Linked DNA regions of Mus musculus: region 1 is linked to region 2. The links are chromatin loops, found by intact Hi-C in ENCODE. Cell type or tissue: left cerebral cortex. All regions are shown on one strand.

Region 1 (5,000 bases), 270 kb before region 2:
GTCCAGCAGCACTTGGTACTCCTGGTTCTGACGCTCCAGGTCAGCCCGGATCTCACCAAGCTGGGACTCCACATTGGTGATCAGGCACTGCACCTGGGACAGCTGGGAGCTGTAGCGAGCCTCACTCTCTGTCAGGGTGTTCTCCAGAGAGTTTCTCTGTGGGGGAGAAGACAAAGGCTGTCACAGAGCTGTTCCCTCTGAAGGTTTCTGCATGACTTCCAGAGAAGTCACAGGCTTCAAGAGCTAAGAAGAGAGACAGACAGAGACAGAGACAGAGACAGAGACAGAGACAGAGACAGAGAAGCCCCAAGGACACCCCAGTGACTCTGCCTCCCAACTCCACACTGCTCAGCAGCAGTCTAGACACTACACACCAGTTCATGCTGGGCCTGCAGCTCGATCTCCAGGGCATTGACTGTGCGTCTCAGCTCGATGATCTCGGCCTGGCAGGACTGCAGCTGCTCTGAGCTGGACACCACCTGCTTGTTCAACTCCTCTGTCTGCAATAGGCAAGGGGAGGGACAGGATCAGACCCTGCCTTACAGTCCTGGGGACTCGGTTCCTGAGTTACCATGGGCTCAGATGCCCACCTGTGTGGTGTACCATTCCTCCACTTCCCGGCGGTTGGTTTCCACCAGGGCCTCGTACTGACACCTGGTCTCGTTGAGTACTCGGTTCAGGTCCACGGTGGGAGCAGCGTCCACCTCCACGTTGAGGCGGTCTCCAAGCTGGCAGCGCAGGGTGTTGACTTCCTGGCAGGGGAAAGGGAAAATTCAAAACATCACAATGGATCTTGATGCTCTCCTTGAGAGGATGCTTTTGGGCATCTGGTGCGCTGAATCCTTCTACAGTCTCCATTCTGTTCCTTCCCAGCATCCTTTTCCCTGTGGTCAGTGATAAACTGATTCCTTTCTCAAAGCACCTTCAAGCCCATACCCCACTCTGCCCTTCATGCTAAATATAACACTTTCTATTTAGAGGGATGTCATGGTTTAGTACCAGAGCTGAGATGGAGTCGGCAACCATTCATATTCTGCTCCCTAATAGCCCAGTTCAGATGTCTTGCTGAAATATCCCCACCATATCCATAAATTATTTTTTCCTTAAGCTTGGATGTCTGACTACAAAGAAAACAAAGCGAACATCTCTACATGTTACTCCTGACATCTTCATGGAGACAACAGAACTCGGTTCTGGGCTTACACAGCCACCAGACAGACTTAGATTGTATCTCATCTTTAACATCCTCGTATAACTTCTAGAAGCATCTAGAACAATGATCCTCAACCTTCCTAATGCTTCAATCCTTTAATAACAATTCCTCATGTTGTGGTGATCCCCAAACAGAATTATTTTTGTTGCTACTTCATAACTGTCATTTTGCTACTGTTATAAATCATAATGTAAATATTCGATATTTCTGACAGTTTTGGGTGACCCCTATGAGAGGGTTATTTGAACCCCCCCCCAAGGGGGTCGTGAACCCAAAGGTTGAGAACCGCTGTTCTAGAATCTTCAAATTGCTCATCTTTTTTTTTTCTTCTGAAGTTCTCAAGTGCTTAGCACTAATTTGAGTGCATAATAAGCTCTTGGTTAGCATTAACTGTCACTACATACAGAATTCTAGGATGTAGAGTTTGCACCTGTGTGTTTCCTGTGTGGTGGTGACTGACAAACACCTTACTCCGTATTTCTTCCAAGCAGTACAGATATCCAAAAGCATTTTGGATGGCAATGAAGAGTTGTGTTCTGAGTCCAGCTCAGCCCTCTTGTTGGGCAGCCCTAAGCCACCCTGCTCCTTGCCATTCAAAATGGAGAATCACAGTCAGCAATGGTGTCCACAAACACTCTCATTGGGGAGTGACAGAGTCTACAGCAGCTGCCTTAGCTCTGACCTTTCCTCATTACTGACTGAGCTAGCCAACTTCCTTTATTCTTGTTCCAGCCTCTGGCAAAAAATCCAAATCTCCTATCAAGATTACTCATTCTCCACAAATACATTTTTGTTTGGAGAACAGCTTTCTGAGCTAATTGAGCCTCAACTCACAGCCTCTCCCCACAGCCCGTGGCAGTTACAAACATGTCCTGGCCAGTCTGACCGTGTGCTTCACTTTGGGAGACTTCACCTGCTCGTGATTCTGCTTGAGGCAGAGCAGCTCCTCCTTCAGGGACTCCACCTGCGCCTCCAGGTCAGACTTGCAGAGGGTCAGCTCATCCAGGATCCTGCGCAGGCTGTTGATGTCAGCCTCTACCAGCTGCCGCAGACTAAGCTCTGTCTCGTACCTGCAATCACAGGAGAATCGGGGATAGAGTGGGTAGGAGCATGCCTAGCCCAGACTCTGCTTTGGTTTGCTTTGTTGGATAACTAGGCATGACAGATACTAGTTTTTATAACTGTCTCCTTCTATTTAAGTTGTCAAGATCCAGAAGTAGGTCCCTCAGGGAAGTGTATGTTAATTATTTTCACAAAGACAGGGAATCTGAGGAGATAAGAGCTTGTAAACTTCGAGGCTTCCAGAAGGAAAGAACCTCACACATTCTTATGACTGAGTCCTGCACACAGTAGAAGACTAGGCTAGTCACAGACATACAGTTTGGTGGAGTTGAGGTTAGGGCTAGAGATGCCATTCTACAAAAGGGAAGAGGGAAGAGGAGGGAGTGTAGATCTTGGAGAAACTCCTAGGGGAAATCTGGATCAACACAGGCCTGTGTGAACAACAGAAAAAGGGAAGAGAGAAAAGGGAGGTAGAGACAAGCAATAACGCCCCACTGATCCACCCACTCACTTGGTCCTGAAGTCATCAGAAGCCAGCTTGGCATTGTCGATCTGCACGACCAGCCTGGCGTTCTCAGATTTGCCACACAAGATCTAGAGATCCAAAAACATTGTATAATGAGCAGGAGGGTGGCTCTTTTTATCAAGAGAAATCCTCTTAATTTGTTTATATGGAAACATCAGAATATTTTTTTAATTACAGCATATTGTGTGTCTATTACATGCTATTCATATACAATAAATGCTCAAAAAATACTTGAGGGACTAAATCTGGAGGCAGACATGCAAATAAACAAAAATTTATCAGCAGATGATCTTATTTTTCTCCTTTCTTAATAAGGAATATTAATAAACTGATAAAAACAATTTGTATTTGTTTAAAACAACTGGTGTTTGGTTAGAAAGGCTCTAAAAGTTAAAAAAATATTGCACTTTAACAAACTTTCAGTCAAGTTGGCAAGATGAATACATAAAGCAGAAACACAGGGGCAGAGGCAATGGAGGTTGTTCCTGTTCTCAGGGCCATCCTGGATGGCTTGGGACCATTTCTATTTAGTGTCTAATATTTCTGGTTTTAGTGAAATACTCTTATTCCTCACTGTACAAGGTGCACCAAGGAAATTCCAGGGTCAAGATAATGAGATCAGAGTGGTAAGGTGCCCAAAAGAGGTCAACCAGAGGTCAGAGTAGCAACATACCAAGTTAAGAGAGAAAAAAACCTGGTCCTTCCTACTACATGACTTCCTTCTTTGGCTCAGTCCTTTTCTCTTTCCTTAAGGAAATACTTTCAGAGCTCAGAAACACCCACAGACCACTCTTAATAATAGTGGGGGTTATCTAAACTCCTATGACCTCCACCAAGTCTAATTTCTGCCAAGATTCAAAACTAACAGTCTCCAGTCTGCAAATAGAAGAGTCCACAAGAAAAAAAATGCTTAAAAAGCTGGAAATGTGGTTATCAAATTTTCCACCACGCCAAGAGTTCATGTCATTTCTGTGTCTCACACGTTCTCCTGAGAACTTCCTGCTAGGAATGCTGTGGGTGCCCGTCCCGCTCACCTTCTGCTGCAGCTCCTCAATGGTCCTGAAGTAGGCCTGGTAGGCAGGACACACCAGGGGGTCCTGCTGCTGGTTCCTCTCCTGGATCCTACATTCCAGCTCTGCATTCTCTCTCTCCAGCTGCCTCACCTTCTCCATATAGGAGGCCAGGCGGTCATTCAGGAACTGCATGGTCTCCTTCTCATTGCCATTGAAGGAGCCCTCACAGAACCAATTGCAGTTGCCCACATTGGCGGGGATGTTGCAGGCCCCGGGCAGGGTGCAGCCATGGCAGCTGGGGGGCACGCAGGGCCTGGAAGAGCAGCTGGTGCGGCAGCTCATGGCGGGCAGGCAGCAGTTGTATGGCATGGTGCTGGAGGGAGGGAGGTGCCTGGCTGAAGATGAGGTGTGTATTCTCCAAGCCTCAGAGCTCTGAGTCCCCTTCCTCTGGTGAGCTTTTATATCCACTCCAAATTGGGTGGGGACGTATAAGTCAGTCTCTCTCTCTTTTTTCTTTTGGCTTTGCTCATTTAGTGATGGTCAAAGGCTACCCCATTCATTTGCTCTGCTTCCTCAGAAGACTCCCTTACCTCATAAAAGGCTTTACTTGGGCTTCTCCCTCAGTCGGGACTCCTTGCCGTGCCATCCATCATGAGGTAAGAGCTTGGTGGTATGACTTCAAAGGGTAGGTCTCATGAAAGGCCCAACCTTCATTAATAGGGTGTGGTAGGTCAAGGGACAGTGCTGCTACTCTGTGAGGGCCCCTGACACTTGAGTGAGCCACTGGTCCTGCTCAATGAAACAGAGAAGCAGAATTCTTCCTATGCCCGATTTCCAAAGGTCAGAATCACAGTTTTCAAACAACAAACAAACAAACAAACAAACAAACAAACGAAAACCAGGTGCTGAGATAGCCTAGCTTCTTTGTGACCCTGCTTGTAGATACCGTCCACCAATCACATCGCAGACAGCACTAGGATCGCATCTTATCTCAATCGAGGTACTAGACACTTCAAGGAGAGGAAGGTGGACAAGTGCTACAGGCAGAGGGAACTCCCACTTGTTGGACACCTGCACAGTTCCCAGACAGTCCTGTTGGCTGGCATTGTTTTACAACTTTTGGATCTCACCATCCCTTGGCACAAATCTTCAAGGTAAATGATGTTGTTCCTATTTTACACACAGC
Region 2 (5,000 bases):
AAGGCTAGCCTTAAACTTCCGGGTTTACATAACCCACCTACCTCCAAGGAGTATAGACATTCACCTGGCTGGCAAATAATTTTTATCCCTTTTTCTCATTTTTTATTTATTTTTATTATTATGGATGAATGGATGCAAGTATGCGTAATACATACATATGCATGCATACATGTGTGTGCATGTGCCCAACGGGGCCAGAGGGTATCAGATCCCTGGAAATGGAGTTACTGGTGGGTGTAAGCCACTCAGTCTGGATAATGGAAGCAATCGTGAGACCTCTGCAAGAGCGATGAGTGCCAACAGTCCGGAGGGCTGGAGAGATGGCTCCGTGGTTTTGGTTTTGAGACATGGTATCGCTGTGTGGCCCTGGCTTTCCTGGAACTCACATGTAAACCAGGCAATCCTGGAACTCACAGAGATCCACCTGCCTCTGCTTCCCAAGTGCCAGGATTAAAGATACATGCCACCATACCCAATGACTGTTTGTTGTTGTTGTTGTTTTAAGACAAAGTCCCCTGTAGCCCAGACTGGCCTCAAACTTGCTATCTAGTGGCAGACTAGAAGATGTCTCTGAGCTTCTGATCCTTCTGCCTCCACTCCCCAACCAAATAGAATTGAGCTTCCCCACTAACTTGTAGCAGCCCGGGAAACCAGTGAGACCCAGCTGTTCCCCATGCTGCAGGCTCTATGGTTACCTTTGCCAACGTCAAAGGGCTCCTTGGTCACCTCAGTTTTCACTCCTAACTCCTGGGTGACACGAAGCATCCGTCCTGGATTTGTTAGGGTTTCTATTGCTGTGATGGAACACCGTGACCGAAGCAACCTGGGAGAGAAGGGTTTGTTTGTCTTATGCGTCCACAGAACTGTCCATCATTGAAGGAAGTCAGAACAGGAACACACAGGCTGGAACCTGGAGGCAGGAGCTGATGCAGAGGCCATGGAGGAGGGTTACTTGCTGGCTTGCTCAGCCTACTTTCTTATAGAACCCAGGACCACCAGCCCAGGGACAGCACCACCCACAATGGGCTGAGCCCTCCCCCATCAATCACTAGTTAAGAAAATTTCTTCCAGCTGAATCTTATGGAGGTGTTTTCTCAATGGAGGTTCCCTTCTTTCAGATATCTCTAGCTCATATCAAGTTGACATAAATATCCAGGATCTCTTCTTGGGTCCCTACCGACCCCTACGAGCTGACCTTTGACCCCTACAAGCTGACCTTTCCTGACCTTTGCCTGTCTTCTCCTTGCCAGCTGATGACATGGTTCACAAGCATGGCTCAGCCTCCGCACACTCGCTGTGTGAGTGGTTTCCCCATGTTGTCTGTGGGTCTTCTTTTCCATCTGAACAGTCCCTTTGGGTCACCTTCATCCATTGTGTCTTTGCTTCTGCCCCACCTCCTCCCAGCTCCTGGAGTTTGAGAAAAAGGCTTTCCTTAGTGAGAGAAAAATGTAACACTGGGGAGAACCCAGAACCCACCCCAGACTGAGGTGACAGCCTGGGAAACAGACATGAAAATGGACACAGAGCTGGGTAGCCAGCAGGAGCATGGATCAGGGCAGGTGGCCAGCAGGGCACAGGCCAGGGCAGGTTGGAAGCAGGGGGATAGCTTTCTAGGTTGAACAGGTGGGCAGTGATGACTGTAATTCTGTGTTGCAGACATAATTTAGGCGGAGGGAAGCTGAGGGACACCTTGTACATCCTCACCTGTTTATTGGTGATGGGACCCGGCCACCTCCATCTCTGTCCCCAGAAATAGACACACCAAACAATGCTTGTCAAATAAATGATCAAATGAATGACCAAGTCACCAGAGTTGGGAAAGCCCTTTCCCCAAAGGAGAGGAGGGAAGGATATACAACTGAAGGGCCCTCCTCCATAATCTCCATTGTCCCCACAGCCATTAAGGAACAGCCCCCAAGCCCCAAGCTCAGCTAGGAAGAGAGCTGTGCCCACCAACCAGTCCTGTGGAAGCCTCTAGATCTTTGTGGCAGGAGAGTGAGCTGTGTCTGGTCCTAACAACTCCAGCTTAAAACAGACAAGGAATCTCCTCCTACAGGCCGTCCAGGGAAGTAAGAGAGTGGGGCGGAGCCCTGGATTATAACAACCAGGAACTTTCTAAAAAGGCTGTCTGACTCTCAACAGACTCTGGAGTCTAGAGAAAAACCTCCAGGGCAGACCAGAGGGGGTCTTTATGTTCCTGGGGGGTGTTTCAAAGTCGCTGAGAGACAGAAAAGAATAGAAGCTGAACAGGCAGGTACCTGACCAGGAAGCTGAAGGGACAGTGTGGAGTCCCGCCCCACCTCGTCCCAAGGTCCTCTTGCCCTAAAAGGGAAGCCATTTGGCCTCTAGGCTCCAGCATCTTTCCATTCTTGGAAAGAACGCATTACAGAGTGCAACCTAAGCTTCAATCCTGTAGCTAGAGCACCATCTGCTGGTAATTTGCGGTACTGCACCCTTGTTCACAAAGACACAGAAGAAATTCAGGAGGATGCTGGACCACATATCTGTCAGCTGCCTCTTCAGACCCCTTCCCTGGAGTCTGGGTCAGCTCATCTCCCTCATTATACAACTCCCTAGTATGCCACCCCCCGACTCTCCCACTGCACCAAGCCCCAGTTGGGCCACTGTGTCCATTGTCCCACGCGTCACTCCTTTCCTACCCCTTAGGCTCCTCTATGAAACTGCTCACCCCAAGGCCAGCTTCGAGTTTGGGGATCCCTGGGTCAGTCCCTATTCTTCAAGAGGAGTACTCTCTTCCTACTGAAAATTCTTTAACAGCAGCAGCTGTTATTGGTGTGCATGCCACACAGGGTGTGACCCCCCAAAACTGGGAACCCGATACAAACCAATGAAAGAAACGGCTATGCGCACACCTACATGGCTACCCTACATGCACATCCAAGCATGTTCTGCATGTGTGGATGAACAGCAAGAGGGTCTCACTGGATGAGCCAGATAGGCTCTTTGTCACCTAGGCTGGAGCTAAGAGGCTCGAATCTCTGATCGTGCGCCTGCAGAGGGCAGCACTGAGCTGCTCGGGGCTAGCTGGACAGACACCGCGGTTGTTTTGACCTCAGACCTGGGAATGGCTTCTGCTCACTAACTCCAGGGCCATGAGGATAGGGGAAGGGCCCATGTCGAAAGATTTAGTGTCTGAGGTCCTGGAGAAATGGCTCAGCAGTTAAGAGCATGTTTTTCCTTCCCAAGTTCAGTCCCTAGCACCCATAGTAGGTAGCTCACAATCACTTGGAAGTCCAGCTCCAGGGAATTCAATATGTCTAGCCTCTGTGGGCACTTCACTTGCACATTCTCACACAAAGACAGACAGACAGACACACACACACACATTCATGTGATTTCAAATTAAATTGATTTTTTTAAGTTTGAGTGTCTAATAACACATAGTAGATTCTATGCCTTTATTGGGGATATAAGATTGTGAGGTATGGGTCTGTGCGTCATGTGTAACGTGTGCACACATATACATTTCAGAATGCATGCTAGTGCAAGGTCCTGTGATTCTATGTCTTAAATCCTACATACATTTTGTCAGTATTATTTTGACTCTCTTCCATGTTGCGTTTTTAAAGAGAAAGAAAGAAAGAAAGAAAGAAAGAAAGAAAGAAAGAAAGAAAGAAAGAAAAAGAAAGAAAGAAAGAAAGAAAGAAAGAAAGAAAGAAAGAAAGAAAGGAAGGAAGGAAGGAAGGAAGGAAGGAAGGAAGGAAGAAAGAAGGAAAGAAAGAAAGGCCTCAAAGTTCTCACTAGAATGTGGAAACTCCCCTGGGGGGCGGGGGTTGAGCCTGCAGTTCCCTGGAATTTCCCAGAATTCATAGAAAGACTCTGGGTTTCACTTACATTGACTATAACCTTAGAGGAGAGGTGGGCCTGAGTCCAAGTTCAGCACTTCCCCAACGCAAGTGGCTAGTTCACACAGGTGCACATGCAACTCACCTTCACAGAGCTTGCACACAAATGCACACCTACACAGCCCACACATACATTTGCACACGGCTACCATATGGACTCACACATTCAACCTCATTCAAGTCTAATCACATGCCCTTGCACTAGTGCGTGCACGTGGCACACAGACACATACCTCACAGCCCTGCATCCTCAGGTCCACACACAGCCACACTCTAAGCTTAGACACATGCTCTCACATGCTCATAGACAATCGCACATGCGCACACAACCTCACACTGACACACAGTCACACTTGTCTCATGTGTGCACACTTTTGCCCTGTACACTTGCCCGTGCTTTCAGTCCTACAACCTCTTCATTGTCACATTACACACTCGTTCACACTCACACAAAGCCGCCATTGCCACTATAGTAAAAAAAAAAAAAAAAAAACCTTACATTACCACAGGGCTACCCCTAGACAAGCCTGAACAGGCCGTGATCCCAGGATAGATTTCTAGAATCTTCCCAGGAGATACCAAACCCAAGGTAGAGTGATGTCCCCCACATTCCCAGTCTAGAGCAAGCAGAATCAGGACCAGGAGTGTTGACAGCACACACAGGTCACCAGGCCCTGATGACTTCAAGCTTCAGTTCCCTTCCAGTTAGGTCACCTTTGAACTGTGTGAGGCAAGGCCTGGCCAGAAAACCTGACAGGGACACTTGGGCGCTATCACTTATCCTTATGAGGCACACCGAAGGCCTGAGCAGATTAAATTCTGGGGGCATCTAAGCACCCTGGGCCAGTCAAGAGGCAGGACAGGTACGGAGGCACAGCACAAACTGGAGTCACTGTAGACATTGCCTGTCCACACGGGTATGGCTGTCAGGTGTGAAGGCCAGTGGCACACAAGAAGCTCACACTCTCTGAGAAGAGTGAGACAAGCCAGAGGAGGGGAGACAGAGATGGATGCTGAGCCTAGAGAGATGGGGGGGAGGGCCAGCCTGCCAGGGACCCTAGCAGGGAAAGCGGCCTGGATCCTAAAGGCAGTAGGTATGGGCTAGGGAAGGCGTGCTTCCCTTACAGAGGTTGG

What was found. A loop is a pair of places that touch in the nucleus more often than their neighbours do. Peaks named below come from ENCODE experiments on the same cell type or tissue, not always from the same donor. Only the 100,000 strongest peaks of a DNase experiment are listed, where the experiment ranks them.
Region 1: it touches region 2 in a loop (3-fold over the local background); 6 of 42 quality-filtered maps call a loop at or near these places.

The regions. Positions count from the first base shown.
Region 1 is chr11:100,011,965-100,016,964 of GRCm38, forward strand. It overlaps Krt33a (keratin 33A), which reads right to left and starts at 4,248. Exons shown (of 7, transcript NM_027983.3): 1 at 3,836-4,248; 2 at 2,787-2,869; 3 at 2,127-2,283; 4 at 591-752; 5 at 375-500; 6 at 1-156. The coding sequence starts at 4,183. In left cerebral cortex, no CTCF peak of the experiment used is centred here; no DNase peak of the experiment used is centred here.
Region 2 is chr11:100,279,760-100,284,759 of GRCm38, forward strand. Gm14206 (a long non-coding RNA gene) reads right to left here. Exons shown (of 5, transcript XR_880211.2): 2 at 1,227-1,407; 3 at 696-823. Among named protein-coding and RNA genes, the nearest start is that of Krt42, 12 kb to the left of the region's middle. In left cerebral cortex, CTCF peaks have their summits at 2,426 (motif pointing left) and 3,013 (motif pointing right); DNase peaks (open chromatin) are centred at 2,109, 2,430 and 3,020.